2 separate regions of the Homo sapiens genome follow, and region 2 is linked to region 1. Evidence: chromatin loops called from intact Hi-C (ENCODE). Cell type or tissue: PC-3. All regions are shown on one strand. Each heading gives the region's core, and the rest is flanking DNA. Links, peaks and the distances in the headings are about the cores only. Region 1 has its middle 360 kb from the start of TRK-CTT9-1. Region 2 has its middle 390 kb from the start of CDH9.

Region 1 (7,542 bases), core at 1,488-6,487:
TCTATAACATCTTTTATATAACTGCAAAGTTTACATATTCTTTTAGTTTCCAGAAAACTAGACATTAAATTCCACTAGATATTAATTTTTGTGGCCCTACATCAATTAACCACTATTTCTTCTGAGTTACTACTTAATAGATACTATCAATATTTCTTTTGCATATAAAAATTTTGAGAAAGTAAGAGGAGATAGACTGAAACAATTGAGTTATGAAAGAATAAACTGTTCATTACTACAGACATTCTCTGTCTCTTTTCACCTGTACCTTTCAGAATTAATATACAGTATAGGAGTTTTTATATTGTCATTTGTGAAACAGTTAGAAATATAAGTTTCTTGAAAGCATATATTTAAAAGGAGTTAAATGGAAAATTTTTGAATACATAGCTTATACAAATAAAATTTTGCTGATTTTTGAGTAGCTAAAGGGACTGGCTTCCTTGGAAAACAAAATACAACAGCAGTTTGTTAAATTATCTCGGTCAAAATTTGCAATAATGTTTACAGCTTTAATTATCTGAGTTGATACTCTTTCCTTGTTGCTGAGAGAATTAAACGATTTAAAAATAGTTTAATTTTCATTTTGCTAAGAATAGTATATGTAGAGGGGGGACAAATAATGCAATTTTCAAACTAGAAAACTCAGTGACACAGATTTAAAATGTCAATTTGAAAAAAATTATAATAATGTGCAGCATTAGTCATATTATACATAATAAGATTTTACTTTAAGTTCTTACTTCTAAATAACTTCACTCAGTTTTTTCTAATCCCAGGATAACCTGAACAGTAAAGATAGGCATAACGTTGAAGGATATACTGTCTGATTCTGGAGGAAAAAAATAATATATTTTATAACCTGTGCCACTATCCAATATGCAGAAGTAGTGTCTTTTTGGAATTTGGAATTTAGAGACACTTTAAAGGTAAATGGGATGAATCTGTTTTAGAGAATTATAGGAGTTCCCCTCTCTTTCTCCCTCATACCCCATTGCAATTTCCCTAGTTCTGTATTAGTCTGTTCTCACACTGCTATGAAGAACTACCTGAGACTGGGTAATTTATGAAGGAAAGAGGTTTAATTGACTCACAAGTCCACATGTTTAGCGGGAAATATGACTGGGCAGCCTGCAGAAACTTACAACCATGGAGGAAGGCGAAGGGGAAAACAAGGACCTTCTTCACATGGTGGCAGGAGAGAGAGAGAGAACGAAGGAGGATGTACCACACACCTTTAAACCATCAGTTCTTGTGCAAACCCACTATCTATCATGAGAACAAAACATAGAAAATTTGACTCCATGATCCATTCACCTCCCACTAGGAATTATAATTCAAAATCTCCCTCCCCTAATACTAAAAATTATAATTCAACATGAGATTTGGGTGGGGACACAGAGGCAAACCACATCAAGTACGATGGATTCCAGGACATGAATAGATGTTCTTTCAATTGTGCTTTATTTTGAGTCTTAGATTAATATAACTGCTTAAGTTCTGTTTCCACTTAGATTTGTCAAAAACTCTTTAATGATTACAGTGACTTTCTGTGGCATTATATTGAAAATGAAGAATTGGAAGCAAATAGATAGAGGCTTGGCATCGTAAGTGCAAATGATATGCCTAAAAGTGAAAATAAACATGGACATTATTCTTAGTAAGGATTGCAGGAGAGTTATTTTTACTATTCTATGAGACCACAGATGTGGAAGAAATATATTCTATCTCAGAGCCATAGAAGCTTGAGAGAAGAGAACCAATGATATGAACCCGGAGAACACACTTATTGAACAGACATTCAATGCAACAGAATTAGAAAATAAAAATGGAGTTAGAGAGTGAGACTCCCTGGCCATAGAATATGAGAAACAAAAAAAGAAATCAGAAAGTCAAGACCTTTCTGGAGAAAATTATTAGCCGAAGAGGTTGATGTCATCAAAGATCAAGTGCTCCAATGGGCTCTTGATATTCCTTTTTGTAATGTGGAAGATTTCCCATGTGTGTGTTTGTGTGTGCACATGTGCGCATCCACACGTGTGTACATCCAGTAAATACTGTATATAATAGCACAAATTGAATTAGTTTTCAAAAATTTCAGTTGTTTCTGTGCTGATGCTTTTTTTGAAAGAAAAATTGTTAGCTTAGTTTTAATAATACTAGTTGTTTAAATTACTCTATGCATTTATATGAAATACATTTTCAAATTAAGAATGCAGTACTCCACCTTTATCCACAGTTTTGCAGTTACCCATGGTCAAGTGTGGTGCAAAAATAAATCAGCACAGTACAAGATATTTTGAGAGAGAGACTATATGAACACAAATACTATTATAGGCTATTGTTATATTGTTCTATTTTATTATTAGTTATTGTAAATATCTTAATGTTCCTAATTTATCAATTAAACATTATTATAGGTATGTATTTATAGGAAAAATCATGATGTACATAGTTTTGTACTCCCCATGGCTTCAAGCATCCACTGGTGATCTTGGAATGTATCCTTCATGGATAAGGAGAAACTACTTTATTCTTACCAGAACTGCTAGCCTCTGGACACCACGAATATTGTTATTTTTTATTTTTCTTTAAACTCTTATTTTAGGTTAACCGTACATGTGTAAGTTTGTTATATAGGTAAATTGCGTGCCACAGGGATTTGGTATACAGATTATTCCATCACCCAGCTAATAAGCATAGTACCTGACAGGTAGTGTTTTGATCCTCCCCCTCCACTCCCCCTCCTCTCAAATAGAGGGTTCCTGAATCCATGATCTCATTCTTTTTTATGGCTGAGCAGTATTCCATGGTGGATATGTACCATGTTTTCTTTATCTAGTCTACCATTGATGGGCATTTAGGTTGATTCCATGATTGCTATGGTGAATAGTGCTGCAATGAACATACATGTGCATGTGTCTTTATAGTAGAACAATTTATATTATTTTGGGTATATACCCAATAATGGGATTTCTGGGTCAAATGGTAGTTCTGTTTTTAGTTCTTTGAGAAATTGCCACACTGCTCCCCACAATGGCTAAACTAATTCAAATTCCCACCAGCAGTTAATAAGTGTTCCCTTTTCTCCAAAACCTTGCCAGCATCTGTTATTTTTTGACTTTTTAATAATAGTCCTCCATAAATTCTTTTCAATGGCCTCATTGTTTTATCACATTGTCTTGAAGATTAGAGGTTTTCTATAGAAGAACTGATTTGATGGCCAAGCTTATTTCATATCCTCTCCCTTGCATTTCCTGGGGCAGTGAAGGGAAGTATCTTGGTTCTTCATATTTTGTATTAATCTATGAGACATTGTTTCATTAAGGAATTATAAAATGGGAAGAATGTTAAAATATTAAGTCCAAAATACGTAAACAAAATATAAATGCATTTAAATCAAGTACCTGAACATTATAATTAGATGGTGTTAAGTTATGTATTTATTTCACTTTTCTCATCTGTAAAATAATGACTGGATTAGTGTTTTTACACACAACCATTATAAGGAATATGCGACATAAGCAATGACCAATGCCAATTTTCATGTGTTAAATGTCACAGTTGTTTTGCTCTGGCTTTAAAAAGAAATATTCCAATATAAATATAATCCATCCTATTTAGAGATAAAGAATCTGAGGCTTAGAATGTTAAAATGCTGCCTAGGTAAGGTCTTATTTAATAGTAGAAATTAACTTTCTTCCCGGAGAAACAAGAGGAAATACATAATTCTGTGAATTTTTAGAAGAGGTAAAACATAAAAAGGGACCTATTTTAATAGTAAATGTGGATACATGATATAAATTCAAATACATGCTCTAATTCTAAATCTTTAAAGTACTAGATACGACACTATATTGCCACATTTTATTTATCAATTTCTTGTGCATATCCCCAACTAAATTTTGAACACCTATATAATTGAAATCATGTATATTTCAATTACTTTTCAAATACGGGGTCTTTAACAAGAAGCTAATTTGCAATGCTCAACATATATTTTATTTAATAATATAATTAACTAAGGGACTTATAAATGTAAATTCCTACAGAATAGTTACATATAGATGATGTAGGTTAACAGAATATTTGGCATCTAATTTGCTTAATGGAGCAAAGTGCCTTCTTCACTGTTATATTCATTGCCAGGATGGATTAAGCATACACAGACATGCTACATATTTCCATGTAAAATGAAGAGTGAAAACTGCAATATAGAGACAAGAAAGGGACATCTGCAGCAAGTCTGTCTATTATGGAGCTTGTAACTGTTGATCCCGCTGAGTTCATAATGCTAAAAGGACTCCCTTCCTGCTGAGTGCACAGTCTTTGGTGCACGCTTGACTGGGCTTTCTGAATAAGTGTAGCATCCTGCAGTAGTGAGTCATGGAGATGCTGAGAGGCCTTGATCTTCAATGATTCATATTGCACACAAGGGAAAATTGCTCCAGCTTATTACTTTATTTATTGTTTATCCAGACTCTCATTATTTTATGAATACATGCCAATAAAAACAAATATGTAGAAATTATTATTTTGAAATTACAAGTAAGAACTGTTTTTGTCAACTTATTTTATATTATATATTGTAGTTTTAGTGCTGTTTCTTAGAGGAAAAAGCTATACAACTTTAGTTTTCAGCCTTTTGAGATTTTTGAGAATCAAGAAAATTTTGAAATACTTTATTTTCAAATTTATTTCTTTTTAAAATGGACACATAAAATTGTATGCATTTATTGTGTGCCACATTATGTTTTAAATATATATACATTGTGGAATGGTTAAATCTCGCTAATTTACCTATACTTTACTTCACATAGTTATCAATTTTGCGGTAAGAAACTTAACATGCACTATCTTAGCGTTTTTCAATAATATAATATATTGTCATTATCTATATTCATCATCCCATACAACATTTATTCCTTCTATCTAATTATTTATCCTTTGACCAACATTACCCTAACTGTTGCTCTCCACTGGATACCCCAGGGACTATTGGAAGCCACCATTCTACTCCCTACTTCAAAGGATCAACTATTTAAGATTCCACACGTGAGTGAGATTATGTGGTATTAGTCTTTCTGTCTCTGGCTTATTTCATTTGATATAATATCCTCCAGGCTCATTCATGTTGTCACAAATGACAGAATTTATTTTTTATGGCTGAATAGTATTCCAGTGTGTGTGTGTATGAATTATATTTTCTTTATTCATTCATCCATTGATGAACACATAAATTAAATTAATTCAGTATCTTGGCTATTGTAACTAGAGCTGCAGTAAACATAATAGTGTATGTCTTCGATGTTCTGATTTCTTTACTTCTGGATATTTGCCCAGCCGTGGCATTGCTGGATCATAAGGTAATTCCATTTTTGATTTTTTGAGAAGTCTTCATACTGTTTTCCATTATGAGTGTAGTAATTTACATTCCTACCAACAGTGTGCAAGGGTTCCCTTCTCTCCACATCTTCATCAATATTTGTTATCTTTTGTCTTTTTGATAATAGTCATTCTAATAAGAATGATTTGACATTGTGGCTTTGATTTGCATTTTTCTGATGATTAGTGAGGTTAAGCAATTTTTCATATATCTGTTAGCCATTTTTTGTATTTTGGGAAATGTGTATTCAAATGTCTTGTTCATCTTTTAATCAAGTTATTTGTTTTCTTGCTATTGAGATGTTTGCATTCCTTATATATTTTGGAATGTACACCTTAATAGATATGTGCAAATATTAACAATATTAATAGATAAAATAGATAGTAGATAATATTACTATATAGTGTGCAAATATTTTCTCCCATTCTGTAAGCTGTCTCCTCATTCTGTTAATTGTTACCTTTGCTGTGCAGAAGCCTTTTAGTTTGATTGAATTTCACTTGTCTATCTTTGCTTTCATTGACTGCTGTGTTTTTGAGATTAAATCCAAAAAAATTAATTCCCAGACCAACATCACGGAGCTTTTCCCCTGTTTTCTTCTAGTAGTTCCACAGTTTTACAAGTGAGTCAGTCTTTAATCCATTTGGGGTTTATTTTTAAATACGATGAGAGATAAGAGTCTAATTTCTTTCTTCTACATGTGCATATCCAGTTTTCCCAGCAGCATTTATTGAAAACTATCCTTTCTCCATTGTATGTTCTTTGCACCTTTGTCAAAAATCAGTTGTCTGTAAAGGCTTAGACTTATTTATGCTCTTCCCATTCTGTTCCAGTGGCTTATGTGTATGTTTTAATGCAGTACCATGCTGCTTTGGTTACTGTAACTTCACAGCATATTTTGAAGTCAGGTAGTGTGCTATCTCCAGCTTTATCGATTTTGCTTACGATTGCTTTGGCTGTTTAGTCTTTTGTGGTTCCATATAAATTTTAGGATTTTTTTTCATTTCTGAGAAGAATGCCATTGGTATTTTGTTAATGATTGCATTGAATCTGTAGATTTCTTTGAGTAATATGGATATTTTAACAACATTGTCTTTCAATCAATAAACACAATATATCTTATCACTTATTTGTGTTTTTTCATTTTTCTCATAAATAGTATAGAGTTTTCATTGTAGAGCTATTTCACCTCAGTGTTTAAATTTATTTTTAAGCTTCTTTGTAGCTATTGTAAATCAGATTGTTTATTTGATATTTTTTCAGGGAGTTCATGTTAGTGCATAGAAACACTATTGATTTCCATTATGTTGATTTATATCCTGAAACTTCACTGAATTTGCTTGTTAGTTCTAATAGTTTTTTGGTGGGGTCTTTAGAGTTTTCTGTATATATTAATAAGATCACGTTGTATGCACACAGAGACATTTTAACTTCTTCGTTTCCAATTTGGATGCCTTTTCTTTCTTTCTCTTGCCTGATTGCTCTGGCTAGAACTTTCAGTACTATGTTGAATGGAAGTGATGAAAGTGGGCTTCCTTGTTTTTTTCCCAGATCTTTGAGAAAAAGCTTTCAACATTTCCCCATTCGGTACGATGTTGGCTGTGGATTTGTTATATATGGCCTTTACTGTATTGATGTACGTTCCTTCAATACTGAATTTGTTGAGAGTTTTTATCATGAAGGAATATTGAATTTTCAAATACTTTTTCTGTATCTATTGAAATGATCATATAGCATTTGTTTTTGGTTCTGTTACTGTGATGTATCATGTATATTGATTTGATTATGTTGAACCACTTTTGCATCTCTGGGATGAATCCCACTTGATCCTGGCGAAGTAAATTTTAATAGGCTGTGGAATTTGGTTTGCGAGTATTTTGCTGAGAATTATTCCGTCTATGTTCATCAGGGACATTGGAGGGATATTTTCCAGTAATTTCCTCCTTTTAGTTGTGTCCTTGCCAAGTTTTGGTATCATGGTAATGCTAGAATAATAAAATGAATCTGGAAGTATTCCTTTCTCTTTAACATTTAGGAAGAGTTTGATACGAATTTTTATTAGTTCTTTAAATACTTGGTAGAATTCAACAGCAAAGACATCCAGTCTTAGCTTCTTCTTTGATGGGAGATATTTTATTATTAGTTCAATATCTTTA
Region 2 (7,542 bases), core at 956-5,955, 95 kb before region 1:
TCCATACATACTAGAAAACTTGTAACTTAAGAACACATTGAAACCACTCAGAAATAAAAAGATCAGAAAATGTGTTATGTTACTAATATTATCATGTAGAACAGAATAACTGAAATATACTAGGATGAATATTATGAAATTGACTTCTTTTTGGTCAAAAAAGTGTATTATTCAACCTAACAGAATAAAAAACGGTTATTTTTCAGTCATAATATTGATGTTACTTTTAAATCAGATTTGAATAGGTGAAATTTGAAGCTGAGTATGATATTGCAAATGTAAAAATCTCACAATTTTTCTACCTCAATCCATTATGTTTTTGAAATATCAATGTGATATAATGTTTTAAATATGCCTTTTTAGGCATATTTAAAAATTATTATTATTTTTCTTATATATTGCTTTGGAGTTGATGTCTGCAATCACAAATCTGGGGCAGTGTTAGTTACAGGAAAGGTAGAATAGAAACAAGCATGGTATTTGAATGTAGACACAGATGAATGAGAAAGTGGCATGATACAAATTAGCAGATCTCCGATTCATTATTTTAGAATACCTATCTTCTTATTTCATTGATCTTTATTCTTTTTTCATGATTCCTGTAATGCTTTTTGTGCCACTGATTTACTTTTTCCTGTGTTATACTAACAAAAAAGTTACATCAAATATTCATTTTATTATCTGAGTAACCACAACTTACAGTATTCGCTGTCAAGCATGAGCATAATAGAATATTATTTTGTCCCTTTTTTTTGTTTCTCTCTTTCTGACTATCCTCCTTCTTTCCTTGGAGCTCAAACCATAAAGCCCATTTGTTAGTGTCTCTCTTAAGGCAACAACTTTCAGTTTCAAGCTGATGTTATCTGTGCCACTGCCTTTTTCCACCATAATATACTGAATTAGTTTCAAATTGGCTGAAAACCTCTTGTTGTCTGTTCCTATAATTGAACTTCCCAGAACCCAGCAAAATTTTTTTATTCTTCCTAGTGAGAACTAACCCTTGGGATTTGTTCTCCTTGAGCCTTTACACTTATTTTGTAAAGGTTTTCCCCTACAGTGGTTTATACCTTGGTTGACCCAGATTTATGGTAGAGTTAACATTCTTGTCACTTTCCTTATGGTATTTGCTTCTTACTGTACTAAAAATCCAACACTAGAAAACTTATTTTTATTTAAATAAGTATTTACAGACTCCAGGCAATGAGAAAATTGAAAATAAATTATTCTTAACCCTGATTCACATTATTAATCCTAAATATCAACACAAAGTTTTTTAAATTTTTGGTTATAGTTTTTAGCATATCTATCTTCTGTATTTAAAAAGATAACATAATTTTACCTAACTATATAGATTTCTTGATACCCCTTTTATTAAATAAATTAAGATTTCTTCTTAGATTCTACTCTTATATAAGATTTAACAACATCGTCTTTGGGCATTCTAAAATGAGTTGTTAAAAATAACTGAATGCTATCCTGAGGAGGAAGGAGTGCATACTGTGTGACTGCTTTTGCCTCAATGTTGGTGAGTCTTGATAGACCACTGGACATGTTGAGACCATATGAATTTATAAAATGACTAACCAGAAATCATGGATATTTTGTGAGATTCGTTCTTCCACCCAAAGATGAAAGACATTTGATCCTGGTGACTGTACCATACTGAACTTCTGCAACAATGTCTGATACCCAAGGATAATAAAATGAAATAAACAAATAAAACTCTTTAACATGATGCCATGATTAAAGAAGATCAGTTTTTTCAGCTCCTGGACTCTCACATAATACGGTACTCCCGTGAATTTTGGCAGATTATTTTGGTATGAATACCTTAGTACTGAGTTCGAGGTATACTTAATATAAAATAATATGTCAAACAAAAACAACTTTTCACTTCCAGTGAGTGAAAAGATTTTTGCATTCATATTATGGTGAAAAATCTTACTACAGAGAGTGCTGGCAGAGGCTGAGACAAGCATTTGTCTAGGAAAGTAACAAATCAATGATATTTTGGCTTCAGGTTTGACCTCATTTAGCATAATCCATTTTCATCTTCTCTTAACCACTGTGAAAGATAAAAGAGTAAGAGAAAGGGAAGTTAAAAGTAGAGGCAGTCCTCTATAAGAAAATGAGTACTATATTGAATTCAATATGCAATCACAGGCTTTTGCTTATCAAGGGAGAAGACACTCAAGGGTTGCATGCATGCCAAGGTGAGAAATGTCTCTTAGTCTGCCATTAACTAACGGCTTAAAGAAAAACATGAGCTTAAGGCCTAAGATTATACATCTATCTCTGAATCATTCTCCATGTAAGGTATTTCTACTCCTATGAATTTGGAGCCAAAATATCTCCGCAATATTCAAACTCCAAACATCATTGTATCAAAACATATCTATATCAATGTCTATATCTGGAGAGTGTGGTTATAATCAGAGAGAAGGCCTGGATTCAGTGAAAGTGTCTTGTTGATTGTGTAGTAAGCTTTCTACATTGATGAGAATTCTGTCTCTTTTATAGCAATTGCAAGAGGCACAAACAGTAAGTAGAACTTTCTCATCAAATATATTTCATAGCTGTAGTTTCCTTTCTGCCTGTTAATAGATTCTTGCTTTCAAACAATAGGATGTTGCCATTCCCACAATACACAAGATCTACAAACTTCCAGCTATAGCACATTTTATCCTCCTATTTCGATTGTTCTCAGAGTTGTTTTATGCTGTGTATAGGTGGGGTGGAGGGCTTTTTTAAATAGGAAATTATAAAAACAACCTAGCTTCTATAAAGTAATGTTTGCAGATAGTGTTCAAATATTTTAGTTAAATTGAGTTTTTGGAAAAAAATTAATAAAGTGTATGTAGGAAATGCATAAGCAAAACACTTTACATTAAACAATTGATTTTTAGAATCCTGATTTTTAATCATTGTGGTTAGAGGTCCTGTATCATACCATTTTTAAATAGCACATTTAACCCAAAGTAAGAAACAAATATTATCAGATTTTATTTATTCTAATCATCTCAAAATATTTGTTTAAAATGCTATTAAATTTAATTGCTTAACCTCAGTGGACAATAAAAAATTTACGAAAGGTTTAAACCCACAGTTGTTGCAAAGTAGGACAAAGACTCTTTCTGGAAGACAGGCAGTGCTGTCTGTTACTGTAACCCAGTCCAAAGCTCCCGCTGCTTACCACAAGACAGCCAGGAAGTCGAGACACAGGAGTTGGAGCAGGGAAAGCAAATTTGTTTTAGAGAGCCAGCACACCAATATGGTGATGGAGTAGTGTCCTAAATAACCATCTTAAGCTATTATGAATTTGGGGCTCCTTTTATGTTAGGGAAACAGGGAAGACTGAAGGAGTGAAGCTCAAAAAGTGAATAGTGACCACAGACATCTGGGCAGCACTGAGGGAAAAATTCCTTTTCCTTGGCCAGGTCACAATGCTCTTATAAGCTTGTAACATTGTCGTTAGTGTGTACAGCCTCCTTAGTTCTCAGGGGTTAGTTTTGGCAAGGGACTATTATCATCCTTGTTTTAAAGTTAAACTATCAACTAAATTATCCCTATAGCTAGCTTGGCTTAAGTGCAAAGATAAACAAAAGCAGTTAACCTAAAAGTTTTCATGGCAGGGGGATGATGTTAGGAGCAAAATGGAATTAGTTTTGCTAGGCCTCCTTTTCACCGTTACATACCACTAAAGAGGCAATGTCATGAGGCTCCTGTTAATACCAGGTTAGCAGAACCATTTCAAGATTAGAGGACTAAGTGCAACACCCAAATGTGAGGTAGCGTTTTTGAAATGTTCAGAACGATCAAAGAGCAATGTACTGCTGCTAATTAGCAGATACTTTGGATGGCTATGACGTTACGTTTTGGTTTACACAAAGTTTAGCCAAACGTATGTTATTTTTGTGAGAGTTTATGCTCTGCTGTGGCAAAAAAAAAAAAAAAAGATAAGTGATCATATCATCTAATAAAAGCCATGACTTTTTTTAATGAATAGATTGTTGCAAACGCCGAAACAGACTGTTTTGTGAGAATAATGCAATATGAATCAGCAAACTTTTTGTTTGCCCAAACTATATAAAATTTATAGTGCCATTCATTATGTTGTTGTGAATCCTAGGGTCACAGCACCATAAGGTTTCTAGATATTGAAATTTATATAATGTATTAAAAAATAAAAAACATTGAGACCAGTTAAATTTAACAAAGTTTATTTGAACAAGAAAAAGGTTTTAGAACTGGGCAGCATTCCAGACCAAAGATGGTTGAAAATGATTCTCACCTACAACATGGTGAGTTGTATTTATAACAAGAAAAATAAGAAATGATGTACAAAGATTACTTAATCGGTGCAGTTTGGCATTTGCCTCATTTGGACATAATTTGGCAGCCTTCAGCCTGATAGTAGCTGAAGGTTCAGCTACTATAATTGGCTGAATCTCAGTTGCTTGGTTTGTAGGTATACTGTCAGGTTAGATTACAATTTGCTTGCACATCAAGCTACATTGCAGTTCGCTATTTATGGAGGCCACTTTGGTCAAATTTTATTGGGCAAGTACAGAGACTACTTTGAGCCAAACTGAAATCAGTTTATCAGTCTCCCCCTTTTGGTCATCTTTTTCATAATTTGGATCATCTTGCCTATCCCATGATGAGTTCTGGGGTGCAAGGCTTTTAACAGGGGAAGCTTCAAAATCTCAGGGGAACCAGGCTGAGCAGGCCCTTTGTGATTCCATGGGCAACATTGAATTTACATCCTTTCAGATGCTAACTCTGCTTTACTGAATTCATTGCATTGCACAGTTTATTAAATATCAGCATCAGGAAATTGACTTGGACAAATCTTATGAAGTTCATTTGAACTGTATATTCCAAACATTTCAGTGCTAGCTGACTTGGCATAAAAATCTGCCAAGGCATTTTCTTGGTATTCAGTTAATTTTTACTCTGCCTGATGTTGTGGTTAGCAGTTTTAGAGACACAAACAGTTTATTCAGTAGAGTTCTGGGAATTCTTACCTGGTCTAATGGTATGATCGTATTTCCAAAATTTTCATCATCAGTGTATTTTTGATATTAATGTTCAATTTCTTAGGAAAATTTATAAACCTCCAATCTTAGCCAGGGTGATCACATATAAAGTCGTTTTTACAAGACTCATCTTCCATAAACTTTCTACAACTTTCTTATCCATTCAGTTTTGTTCTATACTTCTCTTCCCATTCTGAAACAATTCAGTCATTCTACTTTAGGTTACAAATTTGTCTTCTTTTCCTCTCGATGAAACGAAAAATATCCTTGCAACTTAGCCTTTCTTTATCAAAGGCACGTTTTACCTTTCCTGTGTACTTGCATACAGACTTTTTCTTTCTTATTATTTCTATTAATTTTAGTTACACACATTAATTACAATTCTTAACTTATATCAACCTTAATTTTCAGTGAATTCCAAGAAGCACACAATTGTGAACTGTCACAGCAGAAATCTGTAGATTGGCAAATGTATCAGTCATAATTTCTCAAGTATTTTTAATAACCCTCCAAAGTATTTTTAGTCTATCTGTAATAAAATCTGTGGAGGAGGCAAAAATACTTTTATCTTCTTAGGTTTCATTGGCTACGCTAAAGAACTAAATTGTTGTTTATATAAATTGACCTCAGTCTTAACTTTCCATTCTTGGTGATAACAATGTTAAAAACCTTCTTTTTAGAAAAAAACATCTTCCACATGGAAATTTTCTCTTAATTACATCTACTTACTTCGTTAACTCTTAATAATTATGCCTGAATTGCATTAAAAAAAGACAAAACATTAAACAGCCATCATGCAAAATCATTCTTCTCACTAAGAAGTTTTGTAATATATAAGCTTATTTTATTAGCAAATCTAGGTAAGAAAATTCATGTACCTGCATTAGATATGTGTATTAGACCATTTTCACGCTGCTGGTAAAGACATATGTGAAACGGAGCAATTTACAAAATAAACAAGTTTAATGGACTCACAGTTCCACATGGATGGGGAGGCCTCACAATCATGGCAGAAGGCAAGGAGGAGCAATTAACATCTTACATGGAAGGTGGCAGGCAAAGAGAGAGAAGCAAAAGCAGAAACCCCTTATAAAGCCATCAGATTTCATGAGACCTATTCACTACCACAAGGACTGCATGAGGGAAGCCACCCCCCATGATTCAATGATCTCCTATGAGGTCCCTCCCACAATATGTGGGAATTATGGGAGTAAAAGTCAAGATGAGATTTGGATGGGGACACAGAGACAAACTGTATCAATATGTTACAGTAGGTAGTCAGACAGACCTCAGCAGGGTAGGAGACCCCATCACCATCACCACCCACCAGGAATGTCAGGAGACCATCAGGTGATCATCAAGTGGTTGTTACATGATTCCTCCAAAATGATAATTGGTCACAGCTAACAACACGGAGCAGTCCCCCAGTAGATAGATAGAAAAAAACCTAAAAACTTTTGATCAACAACTTCCTGATAAGATCTCAGGAGTTGCGCAAATGGGCTCAAGCATGTACATTAAGAGGAAAAACAGCAGAGTTTAACTGGTATGTGACCTTCTAGGGAGATTCAACTGGTACAGAAAGAATGTGTCAAGTGAGCATTCATACAACTCTAGTAAACACACTGTGCACGCGGCCCCTCCCAAGTGCTGGCGGGTCACTGAGCATATGAAAACCCACTCCAAAGGAAGAGTCAGTGGAGAAGGAATGCAAGACCCCAGAAGCATGCCAACAGATAAAACCCCAAGCCAGGCCGGGCACAGTAGCTCATACCTGTATTCTCAGCACTTTGCAAGGCCACAGCAGATGGATCCCTTGAGATCAGGAGTTTGAGATATCCTGGTCAACATGGTAAAACCCCGTCTCTACCAAAAATACAAAAATTAGCTGGCTGTGGTGTCATACGCCTGTAATCCCAGCTACTCGGGAGACTGAGACACGAGAATCACTTGAACCCAAGGAGGTGGAGGTTGCAGTGAGCTGAGATTGCACCACTGCACTCCAGCCTGGGTGACAGAGCGATACCTTGTCTCAAATAATAATAATTTTATATATATATATATATATATATATTTTTTTTTTTTTTTTTTTTTTTTTTTTGAGGCAGAGTTTTGCTCTTGTTGCCCAGGCTGGAGTGCAATGGCATCATCTCAGCTCACCACAACCTCTGCCTCCCAGGTTCAAGCAATTCTCCTGCCTCAGCCTCCCGAGTAGCTGGGATTACAGGGATGTGCCACCACTTCCGGCCAATTTTTTGTATTTTTAGTAGAGATGGGGTTTCTCCATGTTGGTCAGGCTGGTCTCGAACTCCTGACCTCAGGTGATCCGCCCACCTCGGCCTCCCAAAGTGCTGGGATTAAAGGCTTAAGCCACCATGCCCAGCCAAAAAAGATAATAATAATACTATATTAAGAAACACAAGCCAAAAGGTCAAATTGCCCACTTGATCTCTCAAGTTGCCCACTTGGCCCTCTTCTGAGGGGAATTTACTTCCTTTCATTC

What was found. Peaks named below come from ENCODE experiments on the same cell type or tissue, not always from the same donor. Only the 100,000 strongest peaks of a DNase experiment are listed, where the experiment ranks them.
Region 2: it touches region 1 in a loop (9-fold over the local background); 1 of 110 quality-filtered maps calls a loop at or near these places.

What each region holds. Positions count from the first base shown.
Region 1 is chr5:26,550,073-26,557,614 of GRCh38, reverse strand. No RefSeq gene overlaps it. Among named protein-coding and RNA genes, the nearest start is that of TRK-CTT9-1, 360 kb to the right of the region's middle. In PC-3, for the core only: no CTCF peak of the experiment used is centred there; a DNase peak (open chromatin) is centred at 4,354.
Region 2 is chr5:26,644,870-26,652,411 of GRCh38, reverse strand. No RefSeq gene overlaps it. Among named protein-coding and RNA genes, the nearest start is that of CDH9, 390 kb to the left of the region's middle. In PC-3, for the core only: no CTCF peak of the experiment used is centred there; no DNase peak of the experiment used is centred there; H3K27ac peaks cover 323 bases.